2 separate regions of the Homo sapiens genome follow, and region 2 is linked to region 1. A link is a contact called in ENCODE Hi-C or POLR2A ChIA-PET data. All regions are on one chromosome and are shown on one strand. Each heading gives the region's core, a stretch centred on a gene start or an enhancer-like site at or near the end of the contact. The rest is flanking DNA. Distances are from core to core; before and after follow the strand shown. Region 1 overlaps LOC124903876 (a long non-coding RNA gene). Region 2 holds the start of CD52 (CD52 molecule).

What was found. A loop is a pair of places that touch in the nucleus more often than their neighbours do. ChIA-PET counts read pairs that join two places held with the same protein, here RNA polymerase II (POLR2A). Pooled maps may share reads with other maps.
Region 2: a pooled map shows a loop between it and region 1 (2.7-fold over the local background). The contact joins the promoter of CD52 here to the enhancer-like site in region 1. A Hi-C loop is called at or near these places in 1 of 50 pooled maps. POLR2A ChIA-PET finds 5 or more read pairs at or near these places in 2 of 52 experiments (AG04450 and H1).

Annotation. Positions count from the first base shown.
Region 1 is chr1:23,571,194-23,577,088 of GRCh38, forward strand. It overlaps LOC124903876 (a long non-coding RNA gene), which reads left to right. Exons shown (of 3, transcript XR_007065537.1): 3 at 1,554-2,507. It overlaps LOC107984928 (a long non-coding RNA gene), which reads right to left. Exons shown (of 2, transcript XR_007065540.1): 2 at 5,243-5,895. Among named protein-coding and RNA genes, the nearest start is that of ID3, 15 kb to the left of the region's middle. RefSeq lists an enhancer at 3,564-3,653. Within about 2 kb of position 3,161, at least 5 of the 41 ENCODE cell types and tissues checked have a DNase peak (open chromatin) inside an H3K27ac peak, as active enhancers do.
Region 2 is chr1:26,314,121-26,319,517 of GRCh38, forward strand. It overlaps CD52 (CD52 molecule), which reads left to right and starts at 3,838. Exons shown (of 2, transcript NM_001803.3): 1 at 3,838-3,951. The coding sequence starts at 3,898. It also overlaps a transcript of UBXN11 not described here. RefSeq lists a silencer at 3,628-3,820 and enhancers at 3,895-3,964, 4,095-4,244, 4,618-5,397, 4,745-4,844.

The sequences.
Region 1 (5,895 bases), core at 1,911-4,410:
CAGCGAACCCTCATATGCTGCTGATGGGAAGGTAAAACTTCGGAAAACAGCTTGGCCATTTTTAAAAGTTAAATATCAGCCGGGTGTGGTGGCTCACGCCTGTAATCCCAGCACTTTGGGAGGCCGAGGCGGGCGGATCACCTGAGGTCAGGAGTTCGAGACCAGCTAACCAACATGGAAAAACCTCGTCTCTACTAAAAATACAAAATTAGCCGGGTATGGTGGCACATGCCTGTAATCCCACTGTAATCCCAGCTGCTCGGGAGGCTGAGGCAGGAGAATCACTTGAACCCAGGAGGCAGAGGTTGCAGTGAGCTGAGATCGCTCCGTTGCACTCCAGCCTGAGCAACAAGAGCAAAACTCCGTCTCAAAAAAAAAAAAAAAGTTAAACAGCAATTTATCACATGACCTAGCAGTTCTTCTCCTAGATCTCTACCCAAGAGAAATGAAAACAAGTCTACCCAGAAACTCATACAGGGATGTTCACAGCAGCATTGTTCATGATAGCAAAAAAGTGGAAATGACTCAAATGGCCATCAGCTGATGAATGGATCAACAAAATGTGGTGTATTCATACAATGGAATATTATTCAGCTATAAAAAAGGAATGAACTACTAATCTACACAATAAATAGATGGACCTCAAAAAATATGCTTACATGAAAGGAGCAAGACACAAAGGACCACATACTGTGCAGTTCCATTTATGTGAAATTTCTAAAAGAAATTTCTATAAATTTCTAAAAATTTATAGAGACAGAAAGTAGATTAATGGTTGCCTGGGACTGGGGGACAGAAGGGGAGTGACTGCTAATGGATACAGGGTTTTATGTGGGGGTGATGAAAGTATTCTGGAATTGATGTGATGGTTGCACGACTCTGTAAATGTGCTAAAAATCATTGAATTATATACATAAATATTGGTGAATTTTCTAGTATGTAAATTAAACACCAATAAATCTCTTTTTAAAAATTCTCCCAACAACTTTTTTTTTTTTTTTTTTGGAGACAGGGTCTTGCTCTGTTGCCCAGGCTGGAGTGCAGTGGCCTGATCATGGCTCACTGCAGCCTCAACCTTCATGCTTAGGCAATCCTCCTGCCTCAGCCTCCCGAGTAGCTGGAACCACAGGTACATGCCACCACAGCTGGCAAATTTTTTTTTTTTTTTTTGAGATGAAGTCTCACTCTGTCGCCCAGGCTGGAGTGCAGTGGTGCAATCTCGGCTCACTGCAAGCTCCGCCTCCTGGGTTCACACCATTCTCCTGCCTCAGCCTCCTGAATAGCTGGGATTACAGGCGCCCACCACCATACCCAGCTAATTTTTTTGTATTTTTAGTAGAGACGGGGTTTCACCATGTTAGCTAGGATGGTCTCGATTTCCTGACCTCGTGATCTGCCTGCCTGGTCCTCCCAAAGTGCTGTGATTATAGGATTATAGACCACTGCGCCCGGCCCAATTTTTTTGTACTTATTTGTAGAGACAGGGTCTCTCTATGCTGCCCAGGCTTCCAAACAACTTTTGTGACAGATACTATTATCATCCCATTTCACAGTTGCGGAAGCATCAGAAAGGTGAAGCCACCCGCCTAAGACCGAAGAGCTAGAAGCAAAAGAGCCAAATTTCAAAACTGCAAAGTGTTCCTGACCTCTGGGCTGTCCTGCTTCCTGGAAATTGCTTGGGCAGTGCGCTCCATCTTCCTGGGGCATTTAACCCACAAGTTTGCTAGCAGCCATGTTTTCAAGCTGCAACAACTACTTCTTGGATGGTGAGAATTGGGAGAGATGGCAGAAGGCCTGGGGAAGAGTGGGGATGCTGGGAAAGCCTCCTGGTGAGAAAGCTCAGGCCACAGCTGGGCCAGGGACATCCACAGCAGTCTCCAGGCTCTGACACCCCCTCCCCAACCCTGACTCCCTCCCAGGGGAGAGAATAACTTGGCTCCAAAGCTGAGGCCAGAATATAAGCCAGAGACCTGCTGACCTGACCCCCCCACCCTGGAATCTACTGAATCTGGGGCCAGGAGCAAGGAAGGGCTGACCCCAAACTGAACAAATCAAAAAGCCAAGTTCCCCTCTGAGCCCTGCAATTTTTTTTTCTTTTGGACCAAATAAGGAAGGAGCACCTGTTACTTTATAATCATACTGTAGGACAGCCTCGAGTTGAAAGCCATGGGATCTGGAGTCTTGAAAACGCGGTTCAAGCTCCTATCTTTTCTATTTCCAAACTCAGTGTCCTAGAGCAACTCACTCACTTTCCCCAAGCTTCAGTTTTTCTATCTATGAAATAGACAATGATACTCCTGTTAAGAGGGCGCTTGTAAGGATTTGGGGGACCAGAGGTTAAATTCGCTTCATTTTAGTTCACCTACGTTACTTATGTTTTGTTACATGTCTTAAGTTATGGTTTTAATAATCCCCCCACTCAAAAATAAACAAGATTAAAAGAATAATGAAAATAGTTAATAATAAGTGTCAACATTTATGGGCACTGATTTTGTGCTGTTTCAAGTGCTTTATACACATTAACTCATTTATCTTCATAAAAAGCCTATGAAGCCATTATACAGATGAGGAAACAGGCTCAGAGAGGCTAAGCATGTTGTTCAAGGTCACACAGCATGGAAGAGGCAAGCCGACTGACTCCAGAGCCTTAGCTTTGTGCCAGTCAGAATGGAAAAGAACTCCAAAAGACACCAACCTGGTTTATTCAAGTGCTGGCATGTAAGGATAAGGAAAAGCAGCCATCAGTTTGAATGACAGGCGATGGGTCCGGAGTAATTAGCCAAATGTATGAAGATTTCACCATTTCTAAACCATCCTGTTATATGACCACACATACCATCTTCATGGAAGTGCAGTAGCATCACCATGACAACTACTTTTGTGTTTTTACCTCTAATGTAATCGATTGTATTTTAAAATATTTTTAAATGAATAAAAGCTTTTGAATTTAATGTTTTAAGTAGGTAATACTTTCACCTGGTTAAAAACTCAAAAAGCTCGAGAGGCATAAAGTGAAAGGCCTCCTTCTCACCCCGGCCCCTGCCATCCTCTTCTCACAGTCAGCCAATGTTGCTAGTTTTGTGGGGAGGGGAAGAACTGATACTTTTTGAAAGTAGAAAGAGTGTGCTTGATTTGTTCTGAGGTCACAAGCCATAAAGCCCACCTTACTCTGGTTGATTTCTTCAGGTCGGCCTCAGCCTGATTTCCTGTACCCTTTGAGGCACTGCTGCTTCCTGCAGGTGATGGTTAGTCCCTTAGGGAGATGGTCAGTCCCTTCTCCCTCTGAACTTTCCCCTGAGGCACCCCCTTCAGTACCCGCTATGCTCCTGACCACATTCTCTCTGGCCTCTAGGCCTGACTGGTTCTCCATCCCCCAGAACCTGCAGAGCCTGTAAATGCCAGAGAAATCTCATCATCTCACACAGCTGATGTGGTAGAGGTGGACCCAGAGGTCACACCTGGGTGGCTTCAGGCTATATCTAGCCTATGAGATTTTTTGTTCTTTTTTGGTCTGCACAGTGATGTCAGAATTGGAAATCTTCACCTGAAAGTCCAATTTTCTGATTTCACTTGAAATATTGGCAGACTCAGCCACACTGAACCCATACTGATGCATGATGATGACAGCTGGAGCTGAGCAGCAGTTGCTCCCTTGAGAAGGAGCACAAGCTCTCTGGGTTGTATGGTCCCCGCCACTCTGGGTTGGTTAACATGGTAGGCAGGATCATAGTCACCTCCAAAGATGTCTGTGTCCTAATCCCTATAATTTGTGAATGTACTGTTACACGGCAAGTGGGAATTAAGTTTGCAGATGGAATGAAGGTTGCTATGCAGGATTATCTAGGTGGGTCCAATGGAATCAGAAGGGTCCTTAAAAGTGGGAGAGGGCAGCAGAAAAGAGTCAGAGAAAGAGAGGCAACCACGAAAACAGGGTCAGAGAGATGCCATGTTGCTGGCTTTGAAAATGAAGGAAGGGGTCACAACCCAAGGAATGTTGGCAGCCTCCAGAAGCTGGAAAAGGCAAGGAAATCAATTATCTTCCAGATTCTCCGAAAGGGAAGTCCCTGCAAACACCCTGATTTTAGCCCAGTGAGATCAGGTTGGTTTGAGAGCATAAACTTAAGTTGTTTTAAGTGACTAAGTTTGTAGTCATTTTGTTATAGCAGCAATAGAGAAGTAATACAGTTAATATGGGCCCTTGTAGGTCTCCAGGGATGGGGGAGTGGGGCACAGCTGTGAGAGCTGTTGTAAGTGTGCAAGACTCATAGCTTAAAGAGCTCGGTAAATGGCCATGAATGTTCTAATGAATAGGCGTAGCAGGCGGGTTCTGGGCAGAGTAGAGATATGGGTGACCCTTGCTTTGGTTTTTTCTCCCTCCACTCTTGTGACACCCTCTGCCCAGTTTCCTTCACAGCCCTGGGGCTTGCTGAGAGAGCCGGGCTGATATGTCAGGCCTTCAGCATTGAGTAGGGCAATCACTTAGCAAGTTGGCAGGTCTCAGCAGCTGGTGGAGGAATCTGGGCTCTGACTGAGGACAGGATTAGAGGTCAAAGTGGGAAAGTAGGGAATAGGCCCCAGACTGAGTAAAAAGACCAGGAGAGCTGAAGGTGGGGGAGGGTCAGGAGCAGGTTCTGAAAGGGGGTGCAAAGCTAGGCAGGGCCCAGACTTGAGGCCTGTTCTAGGTGGTGCTGGCTGGTAGGGGAATGACTGATGGTCTAGGATTGCTGAGGACAACTGTGCACCTGCCAGCACTGTCCTAAGCCTGCCTCTGAACACTAAGCTGTCAGCCTCTGTTTACCTTCCACTCTCAGTATAACCTGCATTCGGCCTATTTGTTGGGAGGCAACTGAAAAACTAATTTATCCTGAATTATTCTTAGTGACTGATAGTGGCTTACTGTGTCAGATACTTGCCAAGGAGATTCATGTTGAAGTGCATATCATTTTAACCTAAAAAGATGAAGTGCATTTAAGGTAGCAGTGTCTGAGAAGGAAAACCTCATGGCTACTGGTGGTGGGGGGTGGCAGGGAACATAGGATGTCACACGGTGGACAGCCTTACCTGCTCACAGGGCTGTACACCCCCAGGAGGTCTCTCATATTCCAGCCCCCATGTCCTTAAGTCTCTTTAGATTTTTTTCACCTGGGCTTTCATTACAATTCTTTTACTTTCCGTGTTTCCTGGGTAAGCTTGTTTATATATTTTTAGCAAACATTCATGTAACACTATGTGCCAGGCACCATTCTAAGTGCTTTACAAATGTTTATTTAGGTAACAGAGGTACTGTTGCCTCCATTTTACAGATAAGGAAACTGAGACACAGAGAGGCTAATTTGCCCAAGACCACGTGGCTAGCGAGTGGCTACACTTTCTGAGCCTCGGCTTTCTTGGCTGTTAAATTGATATGTATATACAAGCGCCCTCTGCATAGCAGGGCTTCTCAGACCCAACACTATTGACATTTTGGGCTGGATAATTCTTTGTTGTGAGGCTGTCCTGTGCATTGCAGGATGTTTAGCGGTATCCCTGGCCTCTACCACATAGGGTATTCACTGCCAAGAGATGCCAGTAGCAACTCCCACTCAAGCTGTGACAAACCTAAAATGTCCCCTGATCTTGCCAAATGTCCTCTGGGGGCAAAATCAACCCTAGTTTAGAACCACTGCCTAATAGGATCCTGGGGAGGATTAAATGAGCTATTTCATATAAAATACCTTCCGGCAATCCCTTCCCCATTCCTTCCATAACTCTATGGTGAGTTCTAACTCCTCAGAACCCTCTTGTTCTTTCTGTTCCTCTACTGTTTGGAAAATGTGCCCACCTATGGAGACTGGGTGCTTGAGAGCTTCTTGCAAATCCAAAGCTGTTCCAGGAGCTAGACCTGATTCCAGTCCT
Region 2 (5,397 bases), core at 2,588-5,087, 2.7 Mb after region 1:
GCTCAGAGGGCAGAAGAGGAAAATGTCTTTAAGTAAGCATAGTTATTTGAAAATTTGATTGATTATTCCATTATCTGGATCTTTTGTATAACTTTCTATTATCTGTTTCTGCTTTTTGGTCATGTTGTCTTCAATTTCTTTGAGGGTTGGGCTGTTGTTTCCTGTTTACTCTCACTCCCCGTGGTCCAACCCAAAGCCTAGGTGGGGGGAGTTTGTCAGGGCTCCCCTTTCTTAGAGAATCTAGAACTATAGTTTTTCTCCCATACATTTGTAAGTATGTGAAGATGAGAAAGCTCAGCTCAGTTTCTCAGCTGTCCCCTCTGCAAGTGGCATACTTTTAGGAGGAAAGCAGCTCCATATAAAGGGCTTGCTTCTCTCAGTCCCTTATTTCTTTTCTGCATTGGTAACTTTTCAGTACTGACTTTACTGTTGCCCCATAGTAAATATTTACTGGATGAATAAATGCAGGACTACTAGGCTCGGAGGTGGGAATAGATCTAGATGAATACACGCACTCATTCTTCCGGCAGTCCCTGACACCTACACTGTGCCATGTTCTGTGCTTCGCTGAGTAAGAGAAGTGACAAAATCTAGTCCCAACCCACAAGGGACAGACCATATTCTTGGTAGACACAATCTTTAGAACAGAGGTCAACAGAAAGGGCCCTTCGAACATTTAGGAACTTTGAGTTTCCTAGGGAAAGTGGAAAGTTTCCCTGGGGAAGGGGCTTCTAAGCTAAATCTTGAAGAATAAAGAAGAGTTTGCAGTCTGGGCAACATAGCAAAACTCCACCCTCCACCACCCCAAAAATTAGCTGGGCATGGTGGCATGCACCTGTAGTCCCAGGTACTTAGGAGGATGAGGCGGGAGGATTGCTTGAGCCCAGGAGTTCGAGGTTACAGTGAGCTATGATTGCACCACTTGTACTCCAGCCTGGGTGACAACGGCAAGAACCTGACTCGAGGGGAAAAAAAAAGAGTTTGCCAGGTAAAATAATTGGAGAAGGGCTTTCCTTGCAGAGGAAATACATGGACTGTAGAAGATACTCCTCAGGGTGTCAGGAGGTGAAAATGAAGCTTCTGAGGTTTGCAAGAAAATGTTTACAAATAAGAGTCTGGCATTTAGTATCCTCGCATGCATCTCCAGCATGGGAAACTATAACACGGCTGGCCCCAGGCTCGTCCTGTCTGGCTGCCTCTTTGTAAGAGGGGAGAAGATTGCACAGTGTGATGGAGCTCATTTTCAGCAGAGTAATCTCAGACTTCAACACGGGTATCCTGTCTTCTGGGCTGGTGCCCTTCTGGCACAGGACACCTCCCTGACTCTCATGAACCCCAGAATCACTCACCCCCACAGGCACACCAAAGACAGCTGAGAACTTGAGTCAAGGGTGAGGAGAGACCTCTGGGTGAAAGGGCAGGGATGGGGAAAGAGGGTGATGGATGGCTGGGGACTCCTCCCTCTTCTCTCCCTCCCCGCCCCTCCCTCTCCACTTCCTGGCTTTCTCTCATCAGCTTTGACTCTCAGTTCTTCTTTTCTTCTCTTCTCTTTTTTTGAAATGGAGTTTTTCTCTTGTCGCTCAGGCTGGAGTGCAATGGCACGATCTCGGCTCACTGCAACCTCCTTCTCCCGGGTTCAAGTGATTCTCCTGCCTCAGCCTCCCGAGTAGCTGGGATTACAGGCATGTGCCAGCACACCTGGCTAATTTCTGTATTTTCAGTAGAGACAGGGTTTCACCATGTTGGCCAGGCTGGTCTAGAACTCCTGACCTCAGGTGATCCACCCACCTCGGCCTCCCAAAATGCTGGGATTACAGGCGTGAGCCACTGTTTCCTGGCCTTTTTTTTTTTTTTTTTGAGACAGGGTCTTGCTCTGTCACCCTGGCTGGAGTGCAGTGCCACAATCATGGCTCATTGCAGCCTGGGCCTCCCAGGTGCAAGCAATCCTCCTGCGTCAGCCCCCAAGTAGCTGAGACTATAGGTTTGTGCCACTATGCCCGGCTAATTTTTTTTTTTTTTTTTTTTTTTTTTGAGAGATGGGGCCTTCCTATGTTGCCCGGGTGGTCTCAAACTCCTGTGCTCAAGTTATCTGCCCGCCTCAGCCTCCCAAACTGCTAGGATTACAGGCGTAGCCCCTATGCCCAGCCTCTGTTTTTTTCTTTGGACTCAGCCTCAGCCAGATCTCCCCTGGGCTTGCAACACAAGGCCCAAAACAATAGAAGAGAAGTGAGGGGAGTTTTCCCTTTACTACCTAGCATGTAAATGAGGCCTAAAGTAGACTAAGGAAGGGAGAGTGTGAAGGGAGAGTGGGCCAGAGCTGGGGTTGTGGTGACCAACTCCTGGGGCCTGGGGGGAGTTTGTGTAGGGGAGGGGGAGGGAGTGGCAGGGAATCAAGACTTAATGGATGAATTCTAGGGCAGCCCCAGAGGTTACATACATGGCTGTGGCTTCAGACAGACCTGGATTCAAGGTCAAATGAGACTGGCTCCACCATTTACGACCTTAGCAAGTCACTTAACATCTAAGCCTCAGTTTTTTCACCAGTCAAATGGGGATAAACATAACACCTGCTGCAGGGCACCACAGAGGGTATCAAGTGAGGGAATGCATAAAGCATGGAGCACTATCCAGGCAGCTGTGGGATTCCTCTCATCCCCCCACCCCTCCCTGGGCCCTCACAGCCACTCTCTCACCCCAGTCCCCTTCCACTGTAGCTTAGTCACCCACTTGTCCCTTCCCTCGCTCCCCTCCCATTCATCCTCAGCTAATACAAACAACCCATCTGCTTGCTACTTTCTCTACCAAAATCACAAAATTCTAGGTCTTGGCTGGGCGCGGTGGCTCATGCCTGTAATCCCAGCACTTTGGGAGGCCGAGGCAGGCGGATCACTTGAGATCAGGCATTCGAGACTAGCCTAGCCAACATGGTGAAACCCAGTCTCCGCTAAAAAAAAAAAAAAAATACAAAAAATTAGCCAGGCATGGTGGCACACACCTGTAGTCCCAGCTATGCGGGAGGCCAAGGCAGGATAATTGCTTGAACCCAGGAGGTGGAGGTTGCAGTAAGCCGAGATCATGCCAGTGCACAGAGCAAAACTCTGTTTAAAAAAAAAAACAAAAAAACCAACAACAACAAAACAAAACACTAGGTTTTAACAAACTTCAGAAATAATCTATTTCAGTCTTCCCAGTTCCTTGAAATGAGGAACTGAGGCCTAGAGAGGGAAAGCCCAACTGAAACCAGGCTTCCCGATTCCTCACCTCCAGCACCTTCACAGAAATCCACCAACCCTTCCACAATCTAAACATTTCCCAAGCTTTCATTCAGAACCTGCAGCCCATCTACAACCTTCCCTTGAAACATAAATCTATCCCAGCCCTTCTCCTTCAGCTCCTATACCCTGCCCCAATCTTCTTTAAACAACAAACTCATTTACGGAATATCTGCTATGTTCTGGCTCTTTTTAAATTGGTTATTATTACATGTAATCCGGCAGTTCTTTTGTTAAAGGGTCAGAGAGGTAGAGTTTCTGGCCCAGGGTCTCAGAGCTGGTCAGTGATTAAACCAGGATTCAGCCTGCAGGATGCATGATTCCAGGCCTTGGGCCCTACTTACTCCCACCGTTGCCTCTGGATTGACCTCTCTCCTATCTTGTACGATCTAGCCTGCTCCCCCAGCCAGGGCCTTAGAACCTAGAGCCTGGTATTATCCACCCCCAGATCTGCAGAAAGGAAGCCACACCCCTCCTCCACCTTGTAAGCCCTCCTTCCTCTCCCTACCTCACCCCGCCTCCTCTGCCTCCTGGTTCAAAAGCAGCTAAACCAAAAGAAGCCTCCAGACAGCCCTGAGATCACCTAAAAAGCTGCTACCAAGACAGCCACGAAGATCCTACCAAAATGAAGCGCTTCCTCTTCCTCCTACTCACCATCAGCCTCCTGGTTATGGTACAGGTAAGAGCAACGCCTGGCACCACTGCCAGGACTCCCCAAAGTTGCTTGGCATGGAGGGAGGGCATACAGGATGTGAGCTCCCAGAGACCCAGCCTTCTCTCCTGAGAGCACAGCAGATGGACTCCAACAGGAAAACTGGGGACACAGCGGGCCTGGCCGCCCAGCCTTCCAGCTCTTCTGGCTGGGGCTGCACTGCTTGCGGGCTGCCCTGAGAGAAACCTGTATCCACAGCTGGGGAGCACTTACAGGGTGCTAGGCGCGTTGGGGCACCCAAGGGGTGTTGTGGAATAATAGAGAACTAAGAGACTTGGGAAGACAACCCTGAGTGAGGAAGGCATCGGCCCACAGGGAGTCTGGGGAGATGGTCCTTTGGGGAGAGGCCAGGAGATGTCCAAGTGGAGCCTGCTGTGGTTATGGAGGTGACAGGGGACACTCTAACCCCCACTCCCCTGCCAGAGAGAAGCCTGGATGTTCAGGAATGCAAAGAAGACAGGACTCTCCCATTTCAGAAACAACTGGAGTCTCAAAAGCGACTGCTATTCCAGGAGGCAGCTTTGGTAGCATCCCAGGTGCCCAGAGGGGAGTCAGTACAGCAGACCGGAGCCATCAAGTTCTTGATCAAGAACAGCTTGATCACCATCAAAACCAGCTTAATCTCCATCAAGAACAGTTCTAGTTGCAGCTCCATCAAGCATTAAGGACAGCTCGATCACCATCTGGCCACTTCCCCACCCCACATCCAGCCACCCACGCTTTGCCAAGTGCTTTCTCACTCAGCCCTGGCTCATGTGACCTTCACAACTGTGATGAACTTCTCCCCACTCAGAAGATGAAACTGAGGCTCAGGGAAGCTAAGCCCTTTGCCAGGCTAGGAAGGTCAAGGGCCAGGGCTCCCCTGTCTCCCTCTATGCCAGAAGGGCTGGTCGCTGGGGAAAGGTGAAAAGAAAGGTTCTGTGACCGGGCACGGTGGCTCACGCCTATAATCCCAGCACTTTGGGAGGCCGAGGCAGGCGGATCACCTGAGGTCAGGAGTTCAAGACCAGCCTGGCCAACATGACAAAATCCCGTCTCTACTAAAAATACAAAAATTAGCTGGGCGAGCCGGGCGCGCTGGCTCGCGTCTGTAATCCCAGCACTTTGGGAGGCTGAGGCGGGTGGATCATGAGGTCAGGAGATCGAGACCATCCTGGCTAACACATTGAAACCTCGTCTCTACCATAAATACAAAAAGAAATTAGCCGGGCGTGGCGTGGTGGCGGGCGCCTGTAGTCCCAGCTACTCGGGAGGCTGAGGCAGGAGAATGGCGTGAACCTGGGGGTGAAGCTTGCAGTGAGCCGAGATCACGCCACTGCACTCCAGCCTGGGCGGGCGACAGAGCAAGACTCTGTCTCGGAAAAAAAAAAAAAATTAGCTGGGCGTGATAGCGGCTGCCTATAATCCCAGCTA